2 separate regions of the Homo sapiens genome follow, and region 1 is linked to region 2. The links are chromatin loops, found by intact Hi-C in ENCODE. Cell type or tissue: IMR-90. All regions are shown on one strand. Each heading gives the region's core, and the rest is flanking DNA. Links, peaks and the distances in the headings are about the cores only. Region 1 overlaps STOX2 (storkhead box 2). Region 2 overlaps ENPP6 (ectonucleotide pyrophosphatase/phosphodiesterase 6).

Region 1 (10,958 bases), core at 1-8,000, 82 kb before region 2:
AGTGCAGTGGTGATTGTAGCTCACTGCCGCCTGGAACTCCTGGGCTCAAGCAATCCTCCCACTTCAGCCTTCTGAGTAGCTGGGACTACAGGTGTGTGAAACCACACCTGGTAATTTTTAAAAAAATTTTTGTAGATCCTTCTGCCTTGGCCTCCCAAAGTGCTAGACTTATAGGCATGAGCCACCATGCCCAGCCCTGACATGAAAATCTTAAGCAGGCCATTTATTAAAATCTTTCAGTAAATAATTCACCGAGCAGCTAAGCCCCAACCAAAAAAAAAAAAAAAAAAAAAAAACAGAAAAAGACCCCAAAAAGTGACTTTTCTCCACACTCCAGGGTTTCAGTGCTGGCTTAGAAGTCATGTTCAGCCACATTTCCAAAATTCTTCAGTCCCTTTTGTTGGGAATTAAAGGGTATGTAGAAGGAAAAAGGGTAGAAACTTGAACTATGCTATGAGATCTAATATTGAAAATGAAAAGTCTTGACGTGAGAAGCCTGTGATTTCAAATATGAGGCCTAAAGCTGGTTGATAAACACAATATGAAAATCAGAGACCAAAGGCTGCCAGGGGTATATCTGCTTAATGTATTGCAAGAACGTGTGCTGTAGACGCCTGGGGCCAGGGGAAGACATGTGTACAGAAGGATGAACAACAGAACCGCTTGGTCCATTTCTCCTGCCTATAAAATCCTGAAATCCTGTTTTTCAGGTTGTACTCCATTAGCTCTCTTTAAAAAAAAAAAACAAAAAACAAAAAACCAACTTTTAAATTTGAGGAATATTTTTACTGCTAACATTCTATCTCCTTTAACTTTTTCATCAGCACATCCGGAGCCCGCAGCTTGAATGTCACAGACTGTAATCATTATTGCAACAATAATGAAATACATTCTTTACCACAATTTACCACTATTACATATATTACATATTTACCACTATTAATATGTTGGCTGTGATTGAAGGTGGGCGAAGGGATCTTACAGTAGAGACAGACCCCAGCTCAGATCATGTATTGCAATATGTGTTTACGGTGCCTGGTATACAGCAGGCACATAATAAATGTTGAGCCCACCCCTTGAAAGCTGGTTTAAGAGTGAATCCTTTGGACCTTAAAATGTATTTTCCCATAGAAAATACGTCATTCGTAATACATGGATTCTGAAGCGAACCCACAGTCACTATTTATTTCATTATATGCTAGGTATACAATGAAATAATCCACATTTTCTACCTTATTAGTGTACAGATTCTTCCTTGATGCTTACTTCTTCTTCACAGTCACCCTAGGAGTAGGTACATCCCATCATAACTCTCTATATTTTAGAGATGAGGAAGTCAGATACTGTAAAAAGTTACTTTAGTGATTAAGAACAAAACCAAAGGAATGTGTCTTGAAATCTTTGGGGTTTTGCATCTTTCCTGACCCTCCTCTTCCTCCACCTGCTCCATGCCTCAGTGGTAGCTCTGGCAAAGCCACTGGTGAGTTTTCCTGGGGGAGACGTCATGTAGGCAAGTCTCACACTTTCCCTTTTAGTGATGACATTTTGGAGTGTCTTTTAGGTATGCTCAGATTTACCATAAGCATAATGAAAAACTTGACTTCTCCCTATAAATGGATTACCTTTCTGGAGGTACCCTCGACATTCAAGAAAGTCCGAGGGTTTGTTTGTTTGTTTGTTTGTTTTTTTGGTTGTCAGTGAACAAACTGCCTTTTAAACAATTAACTCTTGGCTTCTTGGTGAGAAGCAAACTCAAAGCCACAAGGAGTTAGGCTTAAATAACCTGTTGGAAAGGGCTGTCAGAGTACAGGATTCAAAGATGCTATCAGCCGAGGATGGGAATGAAAGAGAGGAGAGGATGTCTTCGCTGTAGTAGTTTGACTTGTTAACTAGCTCTAGCAGGCTTAAGTCAGTTGTGGGGACCAACTCTCAGAGACTATTTCCTAAATGTTGACTCTGCCTCATGCAGTGGATGTTTTGAGAATGCTTCTGGCTTCCTCAATCTCTGTAGCTGATACATTTCTTGTAGCCACATTGAGGCCCTGGCACAGGAAAGCTACTCAGTTCTTCTCAATCTGGCCCAGTCATCTTATTTCTGCCATTGCCCTATACATTTGAAATCTTAAATGTTCTAAATATCTTAAAGCAATGAAATAGATTCAAGTGTTTCTAACTTAGAAAAAGTAAAAGAGAGAGCAAAATAATACAGCTTTTAAATCACCTGTATTCTATACGAATTATTTTAAAAAGAAAATACTTCACGTATAATCCCAGCATTTTGGGAGGCCAAGGCGGGCGGATTGCTTGCACTCAGGAGTTCGAGACCAGCCTGGGCAGCATGGGGAAACCCAGTCTCTACTAAAAACACGAAAATTAGCCGGGTGTGGTGGCACATGTCTGTGGTCCCAGCTACTCGGGAGACTGAGGTAGGAGGATTGCTTCAGCCTGGGAGGCAGAGGTTGCAGTGAGCTGAGATCACACCACTGCACTCCAGCCTGGGGGACAGAGCAAGACCTTGACTCCAAAAACAAAACAAAACAAAACAAAAACAAAAACAAAAAATCCAAACAAAAACAATCCTGCCGAAGTGGGGCAGAAATGAGTGGAAACTTAACAAATGAATGGGAAAAAAAAATCGAAGTTCCTTTATCGAAAATATAATGTATTTTAACTAAAGTGTTAAATTTTGAAACAGTGGAATAAAACGTTTAAAGTGAATTTTATTCCCATCTTTGCGGCAAATGCCCAGGGTCCCCCAAAAAAGGGCATGCTCAAGTCCCCCACAGTCGAAATCTGCTAATCCAGAATGAAAATGGAATCATTAGGATAAAATTATCGAGTGTGTTCAGGAGCGGCTATGCCAGTGAATTTCCAGCCTGAAATGAAATCATGACTTAGGTGTATTTATGAGTATCTGTTTTAAAAACCACTGTGATAGCTAGCTATCACCTCAAATTTTGAAGTCGTTTCGTTGAGTGTGAAAAAAAGGAGAAGACATTTCAAAGTGCATTTAGCTATTTAAAAACCCTTTATTCACTGAGTGTGCTGCTGATTATTACATGTCTGTGGAAGCTTCTGGAGCCAGTGGTGGAGAGGCAGATGTGAATAATCAGTCGAGATGTATATTGATATGACATTATGAACCAACAGAGGAAATCCATTAACGACATCATTTGCTCTTCCTCTGGGGCTCAATTTATAATTATTTATGTTCCAAACAAAACAAAACAAACCCTTTTTGCTCTTTTAGTACTCGGGAGAGCCTGGCTTCCAACACATCAAGCATTGTTGAAAGTAACCGTCGTCAGAACCCCGCTTTGAGCCCGGCCCATGGTGGAGCTGGTCCAGCCTTCAACTTCCGAGCGAGCGCGGAGCCCCCGACAAATGAAGCTGAGAAGCTACAGAAACCTTCCAACTGCTTGCAAGCTTCTGTTACTAGCGTGTGATTGTCCTTCTGCCTCAGATCTTCTGTCTCATTCGATACAGCAAAGTTTACGACACTGGGACTGATGTTTACATCTTTGGAAAGACAAGCATCTCAACCACAGTTTTTGTGTTTACTTAAACTGTGCTGCTAAGTAGGGCTAGGGCAAAAAAACAAAAAATCTTTATTTCAGAGTATTGCTTTTCACATTTATGGCTCTGTAGCAACTGAGTAACAGTAGGGGTGATATGTATACTTTTGCTTCACTAATTGTATCTGAGCACACATAGGAAAGTCTAGACACTGTAAGTGTAATACGCATTTTCAATGTCATGCAGTTGCCAATTCCATTTTAAAATGCCACAGATGCGTGTTGCTCCCAGTCTGTGGTTAAACGGTGCCACAGAACTGATCCTTGACACTTCCAAAAAAAAAAAAACAAAACAAAACAAAAAAAATTTAAAAAAAAAAAACAAAAAACAAAACTAAGCTACCACGAAATGTCAAATGCAAGGGTCCACCTTGAGGGAAATAGATGCCAAACTAACTAGAAGGGACCCCGGCCCTTTGTGTGTGAATTGTTTATGCACCAGTCATTTTTCACTGTGAGTTTTCGTGACACTATTTTGCAGGAGCCCATGGAAGTGTGTGAGAAGGGGTCGCAATGGAGATCACTGGGAGTGAATGTTTTCAGGGTTTTGTTTTGAAGTGTCACAGATGCTTGTCTGATTTTTTTAACCTTCCGTGATCACAAACAGGAATATAGGCCTTTGAATCTGAAGTGGACAAAGGAAAGCAATTTCCAGTCTGGCTGGGGCACAGCATTAGGTGATTGAAAAGGTGATGTGGACTTGTAAAAGGTGTTACTCAAATATTGAAGGAAGAGAATTTCCTCCTTGTGATACTTAGGATGACCCTATCTTACTCTAATAGATACAATAATTAGTTTGTTTAAAAGCAAAATGTTCTTTGTGATACAAATGAAGAGTAGGGCCTGAGGATGTTATTCTTTCTAATGGAAGGACATAAATCTATTTTATGTAGTTTTAAATAGAATGCCTAAATTAGGCTGTGGGAGATAATTTTTAGTGGTTGTAGGAAAGAGCAAATTTAGGGAGTGTTGAACTTCAGGCCTTTTATTCCTGGGAAGATATGTATAGAGAAAACTTTTAAAATAATTTTTGATTAGAAATATACATGTGCCCATGTAATAAACAACAGAATGTGCTCATTCTGCTAGTGCGGTATAATCCGAATTTGTACTCCCCTAAAATTTATCAGAATAACAATTATGCATACATGAACTATGCCAGAGTAATGTTTACAGATACTTTGTAACCAATTTCAGGAGGCGTTTTTAGCTGGATGTGTAGTTAATTAGACCAACTTATTTCCAAATGGTTTGTTAACATTTTGCTTTGGTTTACAATGTCATGTTGAACACAAAGAAGACCCAGCAGCAAAGGGATGACCAATAATTTCATCTTATAGCAAGGAGACATTCCAACGTTCCCATGTTTTATTTTCTGAGAACAGTGGGACAGATCTGTAGTAATGGAATATTATTTGCAAAAGGGTTACATATGACACAAGTAAGTGTTCTGACATAAAGTTTTATTTAGTTCAGTGGCATGTGCTGTTGGGAGCCATACACCATAAAATATATATATCCCAAAATAAATCTAGAATATTTTCACCTCCAATTTCAGTAATTGGCATATGATTTGTGAGACGCATCTGTTTTTGTATGAGGTTTAATCACTAGCAATCTGTTTAAAGAATCCAGTCCTATACACAGTTGGACTCATTCTTGAAACCTTTAAATGCTCCCTCATAGTTTTTCAGTTATTTGGAAGTTGCATTGGGTCAAACTGAACTCCTTGAGTTTGGTGTAAATTCCTTTTTTCTGCTTATTATAGTGAAACTTCAGCATGTTTCTTAGTAAACTCCCATACCATTGAAATGCTTAAGCCAGTTGGCTTTCAGTCTCATGCCTTATTTCCTCCAAGGCATGCCTCAACGCATTGTTTGTCTCATTGCTTAAATATGTCCAGAAGGAATGATCATGTATCTAATAGACTACATAGTTGGTTCCCTTGGGGAGTTATATATCATACAGTTACTAAATATTTGTCTAAATTCATTTTTTCCAAAAACCTGCTCTCAAATTTTTCTTCTACTCTCAGTTCATAAATAATATAACCATTGAAACAACACATCAGCCTCTAGCTGATCCTCTGAAAGTAGCCATTGAAATAATCGAATACTGTGTGAACAGGAAAGGAAAGCGTTACCTTTAAGAGAAGCTTTAAAATAGGAATTTATTGATATTTCACAAGATATAGGTTTACAGAAGACATTATTCAAATAAATATGTACACTATTTGCCTGATGCTATGGGGTACATAATTTTTTAAAAACTCCCTTAGACCAGCAGCCATTAGTGTAGAAATGATGGACTTTAAAGGTGATACCATGTAAGCAGATGTTGCATATAAAAATATTCCTGCCTGAATCTGATCGAGATTCTTGAATGGGGGAGGAGTGGCAGCCGGCAGCACATTGCAAATGTCATTCGAGGTCACGGTGAGGCTCTCGGTCCCGGAACAGTGGGGGCCTCGCCAGGCGTTGCCAGTATCCCTTTCCTCCTGTAAAATCATAGCTTTGTGTTACACGACTGCTTATCCAGTCTTAGGGTTTAGCAGCTGAAAGGTTTACAAAACTGAATCTGGTTGAATCTCTGTGAAAGGGTCAACACATCTGTCGGCATTTTGCACACTTATGTATTATTATGATACAACATATTACTTTATGGTAATTTTTATTTTTACATATAACTACCTCCATAAATTTGATGAAATGGCAGCCGTGTGTTAAAGTGTATCGTTCAGAAGAGCAAAGTTGAACACTTCCTTCAACATTAGGGCATGGCGTGCTGTGTGTGTCAGTGATTGCCTCTGTGGACTCATGACTTTCCATCGCCATGGCTTTCTCTTACGCCGCTGTTTGGCTTTCAGATGTAATCCTGTCTTCTCCTCTCTTCCCCACGAAAGCGCACTCGATTTTGTTAGGAATGAACGGAAGTTTAAAAATTCTTGTGCCCACCCCCGCCCTCCACCCATTCCTGTTAAAAGTTCTCTGGCGAAGAGCCAATGGGTGAACGTAATTGAAAGAGCTATTTACTCTTTTGGAAATCTGATTTGAAGTCTAAGTTTTCAGTAACAGAAGACACACAAGCAATGTGGACTGCCAAGCTTGAAGCACTTCGGGCTCTGCCTTCACTCGCATGCTACCATGTCGAGCCCAAACTCCACTTTAATTAAAAGAGCTGTGCTGTGAATTCCACAACTTCTGTTAAATAATTTGTATTCCATTATATATATTTTGCACATCTCAGGGGACCATAATGAACATATGAAAGGGGGGGGGGTGCCATCAAATAGAGAAAACAAATAGAAGAGGTGAATGGAGACTAGCTGGATAAAAATAACAAATTACTTCTTCTCTGATGTTGTGAAGGTCAGGTTCAGGAAGCATCAATTCACAGTTAATCCGGAGTAACAATGATCTGAACACCAGCTGTTCCCAGGTCCCTCTTTTTCATAGCCCAACCAGCATCTAAAATGTAAATTTAAATTACATTGCAGTCACCATGGGGAGAAGAAACCTGTTCAGTGGAAGCAGAAGCATTGTTCCTTTTTTAGGTTGGCGCAGCTTTGCAAAACTCTACCCAGGATAAACCACTTATCACCACCAAGTGTACTTGAAAATAAAGTTTTTAACTTAAATTACAAGCATATTGCTCATAATACAATAGTGATCATTTTTTGAAAGTCTTGCCATTTATAACATGGGCAGTATTTGGAGCTTCATTTAAAAACCAACAACAACCGATAATGACTTTGCACGATTCACTTTGGGATCTCAAAGTGCTTCCAAAGCATTCAGATTTACAAACAATTCACAAGACAGGTCATCTTTGTAATACGCATACTTACAACGAATTAACAAAAGGAGTGACTTAAGATTCTCCAGGAACACAGTGGCAGCTATTGATGATCTGTTTTCTATCTGTTTGATAGAGCATCATGAGAAATCACAAAATACAATGCTATTTTTCTGATGTGTGCTAATAAAGTCAAAGAAAACAAATACATCTTGACACTTTTGTCCATTTTCATTAAAAAAAAAAAAGTTCAGGGTGTTTGGAATTTTACATCTCAGCACACCTTACTGGTATCAATGGATAAAGCGGGTGATTGACAGATCCACCCAAATGCCACTGCAGTCAGAAGCAGATCTGGACACACCCTTGTTTACAGTTTCATATTGGGTTGCTATAGTTCCCGTGCTAAATCACCAGCTTTCAGGAACATGACTGCTCCTGGCAGTGGAAGGTGCTGAAACAGAAATTTTAATTAAAAACTTTATCAAGTACTCTTCACAGTGCTGCTTGGCACCATAGAAAATCAGTACAATATATCGAGCCCTACTTTGGAGGAGCTGGATTTCTGAGGGAGCTGATCCAGTTCTAAGTGTCTTCTCGAATTAGGAGATAGATGATCTTTGATGGGGATCTCCTCCGTCACCACAGGCCAGTCACAGAACCAACTAGCCACGTGCTGCCAGACCTCAGTGGGCCCAAGCAGGAGCAATCTCTTCTATCCCCCATCTCCCCCAGGACCATCCCGCCCATTGTCAACGTCATCCAGGGCTCTTCTGGTAGTGAGTGACTTTTCTGCACATGTTTAGGGCTTGGGGGAGCTAGAACACAGGAAACATGAATGCAAAAGGCATGGAAAACACTGTTTTGCTTTGGGTTAGTAAAATGTGGGCAGGACAAAGATTACTATTGGTCTGAGCTTTGCCAAGTGAGATAGAATCAACTGTCACCCCATTCCTTTCCCAGAAGGTCTTATGGTATTAAGGATACATCCAGTATTTTCCCACAGATTTTTATTCAGGCGATGTTTCATAAATTACATATATGAAAACATTCATTATTACATTTCCTTGTGTGTTTCAAACAGACATTGGCACCTTCCTATTGAGTTAATTCTCTGCATCTTTTGCAGCAGCAGCCCACAAGGAGATTCCCAGAGATGGCTCCCCTAACACACAGTCCTGTGATTTTACAGTTCTATGACTTACAGTTGATGATTCACAAGATTCAGGATTCTACAAGACTCAAGGGGGAACTAAACTTTCTTACGATTGTACATGATCAGTTATAGGGCTGTAATCATTAATTGTTGGCTTCAAATGTGGACACACACACACACACATCATGCCAAGGAGGGAATGGGGTGTTTCAAGTCAGGCAGCGATGATTCTGGAAGGTTGGAAATGTAAGGTTAGAAGCTTGGCTGGTCTTAGTAAACTTGTTCCCTTGCTCCCACCAAGAAGAGGTACCAAATGTGAGACCTGAGATCTCCTCCAATATCTGTCCTCTGCAGTTCCGGGAAACTAATCATGAAGTACACATGCAGCAGCTCCTCCACTTCCTTTCCTCCGAGGTCCTCCTTTCCATTCTCCCACCTAGATACTGACACACCGCCACGGTTTCCACATTGGAAGGGCAGAACACTGTGCAGTATCGTGCACACTTGCTGGGTTAGGAATAGAGCTGCCCTAGGGTCACCTTCATGCAAGTATTGACAGCTACAAATTAAAGTCCTTAGAGCAGTTGACACAGATACTACGTTCTAGAAGAGAATTAAATTTAAACGTCAAGTTTAAAGGGATCATAATTCTGCAGGTATCTTTCTCTGAGTGACTGAATGTGACTATTGCATTAGGGTAAATGAATTAAGACGTGCAAGTGGGATTTACTGTATGTTAGAAAGGAGTTTTGCAGCCAAGACTGCCTTGAATAAAATGTGTTTGCACTGAAAAAAAATTTTAAATTACTTGGTCTCTGGTTGCTGTAAAGGTCATCCAAGATGGATGTTCTGTTTATATTGTATAGTATTTCATATGAAATAATTACAGTTCATGAAATGTCTTCCCTAATGTTACTGATTTATAACAGCACATTTGTAACATGGTTTTTATCGTGTCAGTGTACCATACTGTAAATGATGATTACTTGTCATGCTTAGTATAATAACTTAAAAGAAAAAAAAGGACAGGGATTTTTGTAAGTCTATATTTGAAAGTCCCTCCCTATGGTGATACTGTGTTCATGTTGTTTATGTAGTGTTGTGTGAAATATCCATTTTGGATTGTGTTACTTTTTAAGATATTAAATAACATTTGGTTATATGTCTTAAGTGGATTTTTTTTGGTACTTGAGAGAAAATATTTTAGGTGAGGTTAATTGACTTCTCTCTTCAATTAATAGGATTTTATAACATTGTGATTACTCAATATTATTAGAGCTTCTGAGTTAAAACAACTAAAAATGAAAATTTTCTGATCAAAATTCTTTTTCCATGAAAGTTGGGGGAAAAAAATCACATTTTTAGGTAACTGAATTTAAAACAGAGTGAGAGAGATGCCTATAACTACATTTTCTATATGAAATTATAAAGTGATGTGATTAGGTCTGGGGTTTCTTTTTCATTAGCACTCATGTCTCAGCTTTTGTTCCCAAGTGGATGGGATCCTCTCCCCAGTAAACACGAGGAGGCTGCTCACAGGTTCCAGTGAGTCACTTGCACAGGTTCGGAATCCTCCATGTTTATTCTCCTTCAGCTGTCATTCATTCTTCTGAGTCTCTCACTGTGGCAAATCTTTGCCCGTAGAAAATGGGCTTTTTCAAACCAAAGGGATTTGCTGCCCCGTTAATGATGGAGCTAGGAAATGGTATTCTCAGTCAAAAACAATGAGCCATAAAGTCGAGCCTGATTTTCTTATAAAGGCAATATCCAAAGTAGACTTCCAAAAATTGTTGTGAACAATGACAGTGTCTACGGATAAGTGTCTGGAGACCCCAAGGTAACTGCTTTGAAGAACAAGTTGTATTTTGTTGCGTAAGTTTGTCTATATATTTTAAACTGTCTCAATACAGACGTTTCCTTTTTCAGGCATGAAGTTAGGAAGAGCAGGAATACTGGGAGTATATTGTGAGTTTTACTCTAGGACCAAAAGCAGCTGTGGTCAAGGAAAGGTAATTGTGTGTTCATTTCAGAACGATCTAGTGAACTGAGGAAACGTGGGGACTTAAGGAGAAGGGGGAAGGCAGGATTCTGATTCCTTGGAGAGAATGGTCACAGTTCATAAACACGTTGTCTTTCCAAAGGAAACGGTATGGTTTTAACTTACTTTTAGCATTTAGAGTGGTGGCTTTTCTCTCCTTCCTTAGAGAAAATTCAAGCAGAGTACTCAGTACTTGCCTCCTTCCCTGGTGGTGGCCATGAAATCGAGAACCACTGAGTAATCAGAAGAAGTTATTCACCTGACCTTAATAATTCATTTAACTGTAAAATCTTATCCCTACTGTGAGAGTTCTTGGATTTAGGGACACCCCCCTGCCCATCTTCACGCTCAGTGGCTCCAGACCTTTCCTGTCAAGCAAATGGTTAATCATGTG
Region 2 (11,386 bases), core at 1,998-9,997:
GCGGCATGGAAGCAACTCTTCTATCTTCTTCTCATGTGACCTGGATGTGATAATTCTACTGCCACATGGGGCCATGCCTTGCTGTGTGTGGGTGGGAGGGCATGTGAGGCAGTGGACCAGAGTAAGCCCAGGTGTCCCACAGGCTTTCAAATATCCATTTGTGGCTGGGCACTATGGCTCACACCTGTAATCCAAGCACTTTGGGAGGCTGAGGCAGGAGGATGGCTTGAGGCTGAGGAGTGCAAGACCAGCCTGGGCAATATGGCAAGACCTCAACTCTGCAAAAATAAAAAATTAGCTAGGTGCGGTGGTGTGTGCCTGTAGTCCCAACTACTCAGGAGGCTGAGGCAGGAGGATCTCTTGAACCCAGGAGATGGAGGCTACAAGTAAGCCATCATGCCACTGCACTCCAGCCTCGATGACAGAGAAAGACCATCTCTAAAAAACAAAACAAAACAAAAATCCTCTTCTTTAACACTTCACAGGAAAAACTGAGATCAAATTCTTCTGACAAAAGTATTAGAAAATATTATCTTTTTACACTGGAAATATGAAATCGAATTCTGTGCATTTAAGCATAAAGGAGGATTGAGATTTCTTTCCCATCCCACCTAGTTCGTGGCCTCCTGCTGCGCAGGGATAGTGCTTTGGGCTCAGTGCAGAAATAATCCAGGCTGGAATGAGAAAGCTTTTAGAAAATTCCTGAAGAGCAAAACAATGCCTGATCCAACTGAGGACCCAGACAGGCTCTACTAGCTGAAGATGGCATTTCAGACATGGACAGAGAGTCCAAGTTATCCTCGCGTGTTTACATTTTTTTGGATATGAGAGGTGTGTCTCTTACAGAGAGGAGGTTCTGCAGGCTTACACTGTGGCTGGCCACCTGGGGCTGCCTTCCCAGTGGGGCTTGCTAGCTCGCAGGCAGCTCACTGACTCCCACTCCTGCTGTCTTATCTCAAACGTGGAGTTCTCCAGGGCAAGATTAGACTGTTCAAATTAGAAACTGGGATTAACAAGAGTGAGGCTCTCCTGCAGAATTACTTCCCTTTCTCTTTGCTGGACCAGACTCACTGACTTCTGAGGCTGCATCTGGGCAGCCGCAATGATGCCCAGCTTTCCCCCTAAGGGAGAAGCACATACAGTTAATCAGGAGGGATGCACCTTTATCTCAAAGTGCAGCCAGATAGCTATTAAAGGCCTTGCTCTTAAATTTTCTTCTCAGTAAACAGCCAGTGTGTAAAGCTGTTTAATCTTTCATGAGAACTGGAGCCAGAACGTGATGGTTTGCGGGAGGCTCTCCACGCTGTATCTGCCTGGAAACATTTTGCAATTAGCGCAGTCCATTTTCATCAGGGGTCATCTATCTGTCTGTAAAAGACTGGGCGCTTTTAGTGTTACAGGAACCTGTGATGGAGGCCTCTGTTAATGGACAGAATCTCTTCACCAAATTTTAACTTTAAGCTAATGCAGCTTTGGGGACCTTGTTTAAAATTTGGGGTTTGGGGCTAGATTTGGTTCTGCTTTAAAATATTCCTGAGACTCGGCTGGGCGTGGTGGCTCACGTCTGAAATTCCAGCACTTTGGGAGGCTGAGACAGGCAGATCACCTGAGGTCAGGAGTTTGAGACCAGCCTGGCCAATATGGTGAAACCCCATCTCTAAGAAAAATATAAAAATTAGCCAGGCGTGGTGGTGGGCTCCAGGAATCCCAGCTATTGAGGTGGCTAAGGCAAGAGAATTGTTTGAACCCAGGAGGTGGAGGTTGCAGTGAGCTGAGATGGCACCATTGCACTCCAGACTGGGTGACAAGAAACTGTCTCAAAAAAAAAAAATATATCTATATATATATATAGATATATATATTCCTGAGACTCTCACTTGTATATAGTCCTTCCCAGACCACTGCTTTGCATTCATGATCCTATTTCCCTCATCTGGGAATGGAGGGTGCCATGCTTTTGAATGAAAGCCTTGCTGACTAATGTTCTCACAAAGAAAGACCATGGCCCTGGAATGTATCCAATGTAATCCAGTAGTTACCCTCGGGGTGCTCCATTCCTAATTCCTTTAGCTTTGGGGCTCTGCATATCTGACCTGGGGCTCGGCTGACAGGGAGCACCTGATAACTATCACTGGTTAAAGGTAGCATGTTCAGGCATCTTCAGAACCCTCTCTTAGGCCAACATCATGAACCCTATTAGTGCTCCATGAATTTGCTGCTACTGCTTCTAATGCTCCCTTGAGGACTTGGGAACCTGGATCACATGTGGAAAGGGATTTGGACTAATGTGTTTCCTAAGCTCAGGCACCCACGGAGGTTGCAGAAACTGACACCTCATAGTTCCTAAAAGGGATTTTGTGGAAAGTAGAGTGAACGATGGTAGGCTGAATGAGGGATGCTGGCATACGTCTTTGATCTTACTAAATTGAAGAGATGAGCAGAGCTTGTAGATGTGATGTGTAACCTATAATTTGAAAGGCAAACATGGACTTTTGTGGGCTGAAACATTTTGACCAACATCTAGAAAAAGGCATTCAGAATACAGGTATCAGGGTAAGCTGCTTATATTTAGTGCAGGAGGACGGACTGTGCTAAGAAAGAAGGATAGCTCATGAACCAGTCAACTGATGGTTGATGGCTGTTGGATGATTTTTCTCCCTTTTTAATTTTTGTTTTTGGGAGAAGAGGGTGTTCAGGTAGCAGTAAGATCTTCAGAGTGTTTGGCAAACTTTTCCAAAGTATGAATTGGCAGGGATCCATCTGTTAAATCAAATGACCAGATAGGCCCTCTCCATCTCTCCTCTCCTCCAGCCCTAGGAATTAATCTGGTCAAGAAAGACACAGCAAATTTGCTCTCATGCAAGGCAACCCTCGTCATTCTGGCTCATTCTCAAAGTCAGGCTCAAGGTCATTTCCGCGAGTGCCCTTGAGCACATCCCAGCTTCTGGCTGGACTCTAAACTAAATGAGCCTCTCTGAGGTGGGTGCTCGAGACGGGAAGGACCGTGGAAGAGCCAGACCCCGAGAAGCGATCGCATCAACAGTGAGACTCACAGCGGTCAGCAACCTGGTGTCCAGTAAGCTTTCCTGGACATCAGATAGCTATGAAATAACATTTTGATGAATTAGGTAAAAAATGAATCACAAACATGTGGAATACATTTTCTTCACTGCACTCAGGATTTAAAATTTACAAGGCAAAGTATTTGGCTACATTTGCCAAACCCAAGAAGCATTTGAAAGGAAGCCAGCAAAAGATGTTTCATGGAGACCGGCTGGGTTTGCTCTGCTTGGCTCATAAAGAGGGTCTGTAAGGAAATCCCTGCAGCCTCTCCTGGCACCCGTAGCCCCCCTTACAGACACTTCCTTGGGAATGGGGTCTGAGAGCATCTGGTCATTTCCTCGCCTACCAGGTCCGAAGGCCAGGAAGATGCCCCGCATGTCCATGAGCTCGTTGTCGTAGCCGTGCCATCCACGCTGCCAACCTTCCCGCCTGCCGGTGCTGTTCATCCAAAACGGAAGCATCTCTCGATTCTGAAACCAAGCAAGGCAGACACATGACACTACGTCCTGACCGTGGCGCTGAGCGGGCATCTGCTCCAAGCCGCCACTCCACCGGGGGGCGCTTTCCTCCTCTGCGCTCCGACTGACCCAGACTGACCCAACCTCCGCTGCGGCACTTCCTGCTCCAGGCCGCTCAGACCTCGGGCAGCAGCCTATTCGATTGCTAAGCGCTGTGGTTAACAAGGTGTTTTCCTACGTGGGGCTGAATTGTCTCCCGTAATCAGTTTTAGAGCCACTAAATATAGTAAGTTAGTGGCAGAAGGGATGTTAAAGTGTATCTGCGGTGTCATAAAAATGTATTTGGTCTTTGTCCCAGGTTTCTAACCTAGAGCTCCTAAAACCAGGGGTACAATTTCCTGAGGATAAGAATGTCTTTCGCTTTTCATTCATAAGGAGCTACTTTCTCCCACACCTGAGTTAATGCTACTGAGAGGGGTCCTGGGGCTGGGGGCTAGACAGCTTCAGGGTGGGGACTGGCCACCAGAGGAACCAGACCGGGGGAGGGAAGAGGAGCTGGAGACTTGAGTCCAATCACCTGACCCATGATTTCCTCACTCACGTCTGCGCGATGAAGCCCCACGTGAAGCCCACGGGGCGTGCGGTTCCGGAGCCCCTCGGGAGTGGAAGCTCTGCGTGCCTCACCTCCCATGCTTTCTTTCCCACGGGCCTCTCTATGTGGTGCCTCTCTAAGGGCCATCCATTACAATAAAACAGCCATCTTAAATATAGTGTGCTTTCCTGAGTTCAGTGATTTGTCCTAGTGAGTGATCAAACCTGAAGTAGGGTCATGTGACCCCTCGAATGTAGCCAAATCACACGCAGGTGCCGGCAGCCTGGGGACCTGGGACTTGTGGCTGGCCTCTGAGTGGGGGCTGTCCTGTGGGATGGAGCCCCTTGACCTGTGAGGCCCACTCTAACTCCAGGTATTGTTGTCAGCATTGAACCGAATGGCGGGATATCCAGTTGATGGAGAATCTTAGGGAACCAGTATCTATCTAATCACATTTCCTAGCAAAGCAGCCGGACCCAGAAGGGTCTCCTCAGCAAATCCCAACTCCCTTTCCCATGCAGCCCACCCTGCCTTTCTTCCTTCTGGCCCTGCCCTTGGGAGCAACTCCAAGCCAGCCTCCTCTCCTCCGTTAATGAGCACACTGGAAGATGGCACCTTTGCTCCCCTTGTCCAGGCTTCACAGACCTTAATTTCCCTCAACCACTCTTCCTTTGGGATGGGTTCCGGAACCATCACTTCCCGACACACTTCTTTTCTTTGGAACCCAATTTTCTTAGACTACAGCTGATCACTTGCTATGAAATAGAGGGCTGAGAGAAGGCTTTGCAAGTCCTACAGAGGCTGCAGCCAGCTGAGCACAAGCCTAGCCATGCACCTCAGAAGCCACTCATTCTTCTAAGACCTCGCCAAGGACGAACGGCCCATCCTTGCTAGGCAGGTTTCAATATTACAAATATTTACTATTTCAAATGCAGGAGGTAGAATTTGCTGGTCGTGATGAATGAGTAGAATCAAGACCACTAAGCTACCAGCAATTTACAGGTTGGCTCACAAGACTAGTATCATGTGTTTAGTGAGCCAAGCAGTTCGCCATAAGCTGACACCAACGTCCACTGAACCATCACAACATCCCAGTGGGGATGATACCATTTGCCCCATTTTGTAGTTGAAGGGACTAAGGCTCAGAGAGGTTAAGTGACAGTCAGAGTCACACAGCTAGTGCAAGGCAGGGCTGGGATTGGAACCCAGGTCATCTATCTCCCGGTGCCTGGGCCCCTTCCACTCCACACTGCCAGAGGTCACTGCAGTGCTCCTGCTGGCAGCGGCCAGTGAGGTGTCACCTTGCACTTCACATCCTCACTCACGGAGTGTGGCCAGACACAAAGCACTAACAGGATTTTGGAACTGGGTTGGTGCAGTTAGGTGGGTTAAATTCCAGCTGCTACTTTCTAGCTCTGGGATCTTGGCTGTTTCACTTCTCTGAGCTGCAGTCTCCCTGCTGGTCCTGGCCACCTTGCAGGGTCTGTGGGGGATGTCATGACTGTGTGCTAAGTCCCTGACACACAATAGGTGTTCAATAGGTGGCAACGGTCTGGTCCGCAGATGCCCCTGGCCATGGGGCCAGGTGCCCGGGCAGTATGCAGCCGGGCAGTGTGGGTTGTGAGGGCTGAGCCTGCTTGTGCTTATTTAGCTGTCATATCACATTGCACAGCCATCTGCTCTCACCCCATAAATCGCCCCCTCGCATTGCAGCTTTCCAAGTTTCTCTGTTTCCTGAGTTTCCCGCATCCCTCGTCCCTCCTTCTCCAGCTGTGGTTCGTGTTTTTCCATGGGAAGGTTTCTTTCACTTACTGCATCTCTAACTTTCTCTTTTTCTTCCTTATCTGTCCATGGTGATGATCACAACACATCCCAATTTAGTCTCGTCAGCTGATTTAATGTGTTGCTTCTCCCTCTCACAGTCTACAAGGCGGTGAGCACTGAAGCACGAAGTAGAACACTTTTGCTATTAACAACCTCACCAATTATGAACCTCATAGTCTGTGTGTGCCCCATGGCAAAGAACAGAAGCAAGATAGGTGAAGACTGATGGCCTGATTTAAGACTTACAGCCTAGATTCCACAAATAAACACACAAAGCAGTGAAAAACCCCAGCCCTGAAAGTGATTTTGGATCTTTCTAGTCGTAGGTAAATCCACTCATTTTTATTAAAATAACAAGTTGCCCCAGAAAAACAATTGCTCTTACTGATGAAAAAATCATAGCCACCTGGCGGGTCAGGTGCACAGGTAACTGTGTGGTGTAAGTGATGGACTCAGCCTTCATTTCACAATGCTGCAGCCATGATTTCCTTCTTTTTCCTCTGCCAGTGGCTTTTAGCACCTTTGCTTTGTACCTCACATTATCTTCTCAAGGGCATACAGCTGAGGCCAGGCCCATGAAGAAGGGCCCGCCACACACCTCTCCACCTCCACAGTGGGAATGTCCATCTGTGGATCCGCAAGCTCCTGGTTGGCCTGCTGACCCCATCCAGCCACTGCGGGGCCCAGGGACTGCCACACAGCGCCACCTAGTGACATCCGGGGAGGCGCCCCAGCCCTCCAGATCTGGCCGAAGGTGAGAAAAAAGGGTAGAGGGTGGGCTTGTGTGTGTGCGTTCAGGCAGAGTGGGGCCTCTAAGTGGGATCCCACTGTAGGGTGGGCAGCCAACTCCCAGGGTGAAAGGAAGCACCCGGTTCTCCTGCAATGTGTGCTGGAGGGGGTGTCTCCCCACTCCTCAACTGGTGGGGAGGGAATTCACTCCATGCAGGCAGAGAAGGAGTGGGGTGCCCCAGGTAAGAGGAGTCCCAGGCGATGGTGGAACGTCCCTGCCAGCATGTGGGAGAAGCCCATGATTTCAGGGCCGGTTTATTCAGTTCTACGGATGTGGACTGAGCTCTGGATTCGTGCCAGGAACTCAGCTAGGCTTCTGGGGTCGGGGCCACAGAGGTGGAGGGCGGCTCCTTCCCCTAACAGAGCTCAGCTTTAGTGAGGGAGGAAGGGGGCTGCAGCTGCTGGGCATTGACTCCAGAGTAAGTCAGTGCCAGGAGTGGGTGCCCGAGCCTGAAGGAGGGAGGGAGGCTCAGGCCCCAGGGAGGCCTTCAGCAGTGGGGACACAGGAGGAGGCCGAGGGGAGAGTCAGTCAGTGGGGACGCAGCTGTGTGCATGCAACCTACATGCATGTAAACACATGTGTGCATGTGTGTGTGAATGTGTGTGTGCATGAGTGTGTATGTGCCTGTGTATGAGAGTGTGTGAGTGCATGAGTGTAAGCATGTGTGTGCGTGTGTATATGTGAGTGTGTGTTTATGTGTGTCTGTGTTGCACGTGTGTGTTAATGTTTATGTGTGTGAGCTTGTGTGTGTGTGTGTGTGTGTGTGTGTGTGTGTGTGTGTGTGTGTGTAGCACTGGGGTAGGGAGATGGGGAGGAGAAATCAGGATGAGGAGTCCACACAGGGAGTCCAAATAAAGAGGGTGGGGTCGCTCCAAGGGTCCTGCAGTGACAGAATCCTGGAACTCCAAGAGCGGAGGAGCCCTTGAATGACCTGGGTGGGAAAGATGGAAAGAAAGCTGCCATCAGAGAGAGACAGCTGGAAGAGCCAGGAGGTGAGAGGAACTGGGTTGTTTTGCTAGCGAGGTTTTGCCAACCAAACAGGGTGACCAACTCTCCTGGTTTGCAGCTGAGAGGGTTTCAGGGATGCAAGGCTTTCAGTTTGAAAACCAGGACAGTCCCAGGCAAACCAGGACAAGTTGGCCATTGTACAGTCAGCACTATATTAGGAATTTAGGTAACATCTTCACCCAGGGTGATATGTTCAGCACTTCCCAGTGCCTTCCAGGACCCCTCCTCTAGACAGGGGTAGACAGCAATGCCAGGACCCTCCTTGATGAGCCCCTCAACCAGTTAATCATTTCTAACAGGAAGGAACCAGAAACAAGTCGCCCCACACCAGGACGCGCGGTGAGAAGCCGCTGCGAGGGTGCCTTCAGGCTTGCGCGCTTTCCTGCCGGTGCCTGCATTCTCTCTGGGCGCCTGCACTCCATCGCCAGCTCCCCATGATAATGCCTGTTATATGCTTGCATTGATTTGGGAAGCCAAGGAATAATTATGAGATAAGAGTTATAATTTCTAGACCAGGCCTTTGTCTCAATCATCCTTAGCATTAAAATGAAAAGAAAATGCAACATTTGCGCTTTACCTCCGAATCAGAAACCCAGTAAATACAGTTTGTTCGACACTTGCCAGGGCCCATCCGTTTGCATTCAGCATTGTAGGATTCCTTTGAGTGCTGAGCTGAGCTGTGCTGTCTGGGGAGCACACTCAGAAATGCGAGGCTGCGCTGGGAGTGAAGGTGCAGGCAGAGGGAGGGGTGGAAGGACAGGACGAGGCGAGGAGCACTGAGTGGTCCATGTTTATTATTTGCCGCTTCACATGGGCAAGGTGTGGCTTTGGCAAACTCTAGGGGCATTTACTTGTCTTTTCATGATGCATTTTTGGAATACATGATCATATATATTTCTTGCCCATTCCTTCCTATTTCTCTCCACCATATACAGGAGAATGGTTGCTAAGCTGGGGAGAATAACGGAGGAGGCTGGTGGCCAACAGCTGCCCAACATCCGGCCTCCAGCTGTGTCCTGCATCCCTAAATGTCTCCTCCCGAGGTGGCTGGAGGGTTGAAATCTGTCTTCTCTGCCATCCCTCCCCGAGCAGAGGCGCTGTTGCAGGGCCTTGCCTGGTGCCTCCTGCTCTGCCTGGTGCTGCCCCTCTGGCCTTCCCACAGAGGCCACAGTGTCGCTCCCTGCTGGAAACCAGCGTGCTCACCGTCCACACCGGTGCATCCCATGCTGGCTGCTCAAGGACCACCCTGAGCTCAGCCTGGACCTGGCTCCGGGATATTTGCATTCAGCAGGTCAGGAGGAGTTGAGGAATCTCTTCTTAATGTCCCCCAGGTGGTCGGGATGTGCAGTCAGCCATGAGAACCCCTAGAAGCTGCTCACCTGGCATCTGCCATGGGCCATGTGAAAGGATGATTGTCCTTTTCTGAGAAGTGCCTGAGATCAGGGACTGTGCCTCATGTCCCTTTGTGTGGCACTGGGCAAGCAACACGGGCCTCCCTCTTAGAAAGTTCAAAGGGCTTCAAGGGACTGCAGAATGAGGCACAGGATCAGCTGGTACAGGGCTGCTTTCCAACAGGCGGGAGCCAGGGTGGCCCTCCAGCTGCTCCAACAGGTGCTTCATTCTCAAAGGCCGGCGCCCATGGGATGCTGGTTGTTACACATTTTGACTATTGTGTCTCCTTTCAACTACTGAAAGTATAATTCTCATGGGGTGTGGGGTCAGGGACCCAAGTTCTTCCCTTTCTCCCTTGAGGCATCACAACAGGTCTCCAGGGAACTGGGGAACACCGTTGAAATCTGGTCAGATTAAAATAAAAGGTGAAACCTATCTAAGGTGTATTAGAGGCCTAATAAAAATCTACTTTTTTCTTCTAGGACACGGTTATAACAGAAGCCTCCCACCTCCCTGAAAATACAATACACTTCTGACATCCTCCCAGTCTAAGAAAAGGCACCAACAATGTTCAAGTCATGGGTGGCTTCAGTGAAAACGCTGGTGAAATGATGACAGTTTGGCTGGCTTGGATGGTTTTGCTGCTAGTGTGAAGGTCAAGATATGGTTTCTATTATAAACCACGCTTTCTCATATTTTGTGGCATTGCTATTTTAAATTGTCCTGCAAAGAGGCTTCCAGCCAGCAGGACTCTTTGGAGCCCGTGGGAGTGGTGGTTATGAGCCTTGGAGATGTGTTTGCCACATGCCGCTCCAAAGGGATGTTCCTCTAACCATTTCCCTTTCTCTGTCTTTCTGAAACAGAATGTAATTGCTCAGGCCTCGGCCTGCTGGCCTGACCCCAGCGAGCCCCTGGCCACACACTGCTTGATCCTCGAAATGGAAAATGCAGGCAGCCAAGTCAGCAGGGATCTGGCGACGCAGACATTCTCGGAGTGGAGCAAAGCGCTGGAGAAAAGCACTTAGTGGATGGGGTTTCTTTCTTCTTTTCTTTTCTTTTCTTTTTTTGAATCACGTTGATTGCAGTGCGCCCAGGCTGAGGAGGGTATGCCTGTGCTCCCACACAGCTCCCACAGATGGCCCTGGTCACCATCAGAACGCATGCAGCTTCCCACCCCACATCTGACTTTCTGAAGCTCAGGCAGGCCTGGACAATACCACACTAGCTGTCACTAAAGCTCCGAAGCCACGTTTTCCAGATTGTCTTGATTTCCCCAGATATTTTGAGTCCAGGCCTCACAGCCATTCAACCACAGGCTTTAGAATTGAGCCTGGCATTTCATATCCTTTTCCAGTTTTCAAAATAAGTCTTTCCTCTGGAGAAAAATATTGGCCTCCTTTAGAAGCTTGGGCCTGAATTTGCTGCATTTCTCTCAAGTCAGGCAGGGGTCCAGACCATGTTCTACGATCTTTCACCTAGCTCTGGGGAAATCTTTCCCCATCCTACCTTTGTGAGCATGGTGGCATAAAATGGACACTGTCCAGGAGAGGCTGCAGGAATTAGCCCTTCAGGGCTGGGGAGAGCTGTGTCCTGCCCTTGGACTGTAGCTCTGGGTCAACTGAGGTCAGAAGAATTTGTACTTTCAACACCTCTTCCCTGTTGAAATTTCTTCTGGGGCTACTAATAATTAACCAAGCTTGAAAGCCTGACTTCGCTTTCTTCTCTGTTTACTTGGTGACTGGTTTACACACCAACCAAGTGAACAATCTGTCAATAAGTAGTCAGGAATCAACTGTCTCAATATTTAATAATTCATACCACCCACTAACATCTACTGAGACTCTACTGTGTACAAGTTCTATGATGGGAAACAAAGGTCAAGATGCCAAAGACCTGCCCTCAGGGAGCCTCCACTCCGGCAAGGCAGAGTCCAAAACAGACAAACAAATGTAGCATCAGGTCTTACAGAAATTCCAAGCTGGAGAACATTAGCAACTCTTGAGTGTTTCCTGGAAGAGATGGTGTTTGAGTTGGGCTTTGAAGGACAGGGAGGGATTGGCACAGAGAGGGCATTCCAGAGATTCTACTGATTATTTATTAGGCTGATTGAAGTTACTTGGGCGAGCACGGTTACCCCTCCCTGACCACTAAATTCCCAACACTTAAGTCTTGCACTGGAAGAATTGTTTTCACAACCAGAAAAATTTTGGTTCGGGTCTATGCAAATCATCCATGTTGGTGATAAGAAAGAAAGAAAGG

The links. A loop is a pair of places that touch in the nucleus more often than their neighbours do. Peaks named below come from ENCODE experiments on the same cell type or tissue, not always from the same donor. Only the 100,000 strongest peaks of a DNase experiment are listed, where the experiment ranks them.
Region 1: it touches region 2 in a loop (3-fold over the local background); 3 of 110 quality-filtered maps call a loop at or near these places.

The regions. Positions count from the first base shown.
Region 1 is chr4:184,013,839-184,024,796 of GRCh38, forward strand. It overlaps STOX2 (storkhead box 2), which reads left to right. Exons shown (of 4, transcript NM_020225.3): 4 at 3,251-9,688. The coding sequence ends at 3,446. Among named protein-coding and RNA genes, the nearest start is that of STOX2, 110 kb to the left of the region's middle. RefSeq lists an enhancer at 3,350-3,849. In IMR-90, for the core only: no CTCF peak of the experiment used is centred there; DNase peaks (open chromatin) are centred at 3,483 and 5,433; H3K27ac peaks cover 3,889 bases.
Region 2 is chr4:184,093,836-184,105,221 of GRCh38, forward strand. ENPP6 (ectonucleotide pyrophosphatase/phosphodiesterase 6) reads right to left here. Exons shown (of 8, transcript NM_153343.4): 7 at 3,410-3,533. Among named protein-coding and RNA genes, the nearest start is that of ENPP6, 120 kb to the right of the region's middle. RefSeq lists a silencer at 8,661-8,955. In IMR-90, for the core only: CTCF peaks have their summits at 3,604 (motif pointing right) and 6,645 (motif pointing left); no DNase peak of the experiment used is centred there; H3K27ac peaks cover 2,037 bases.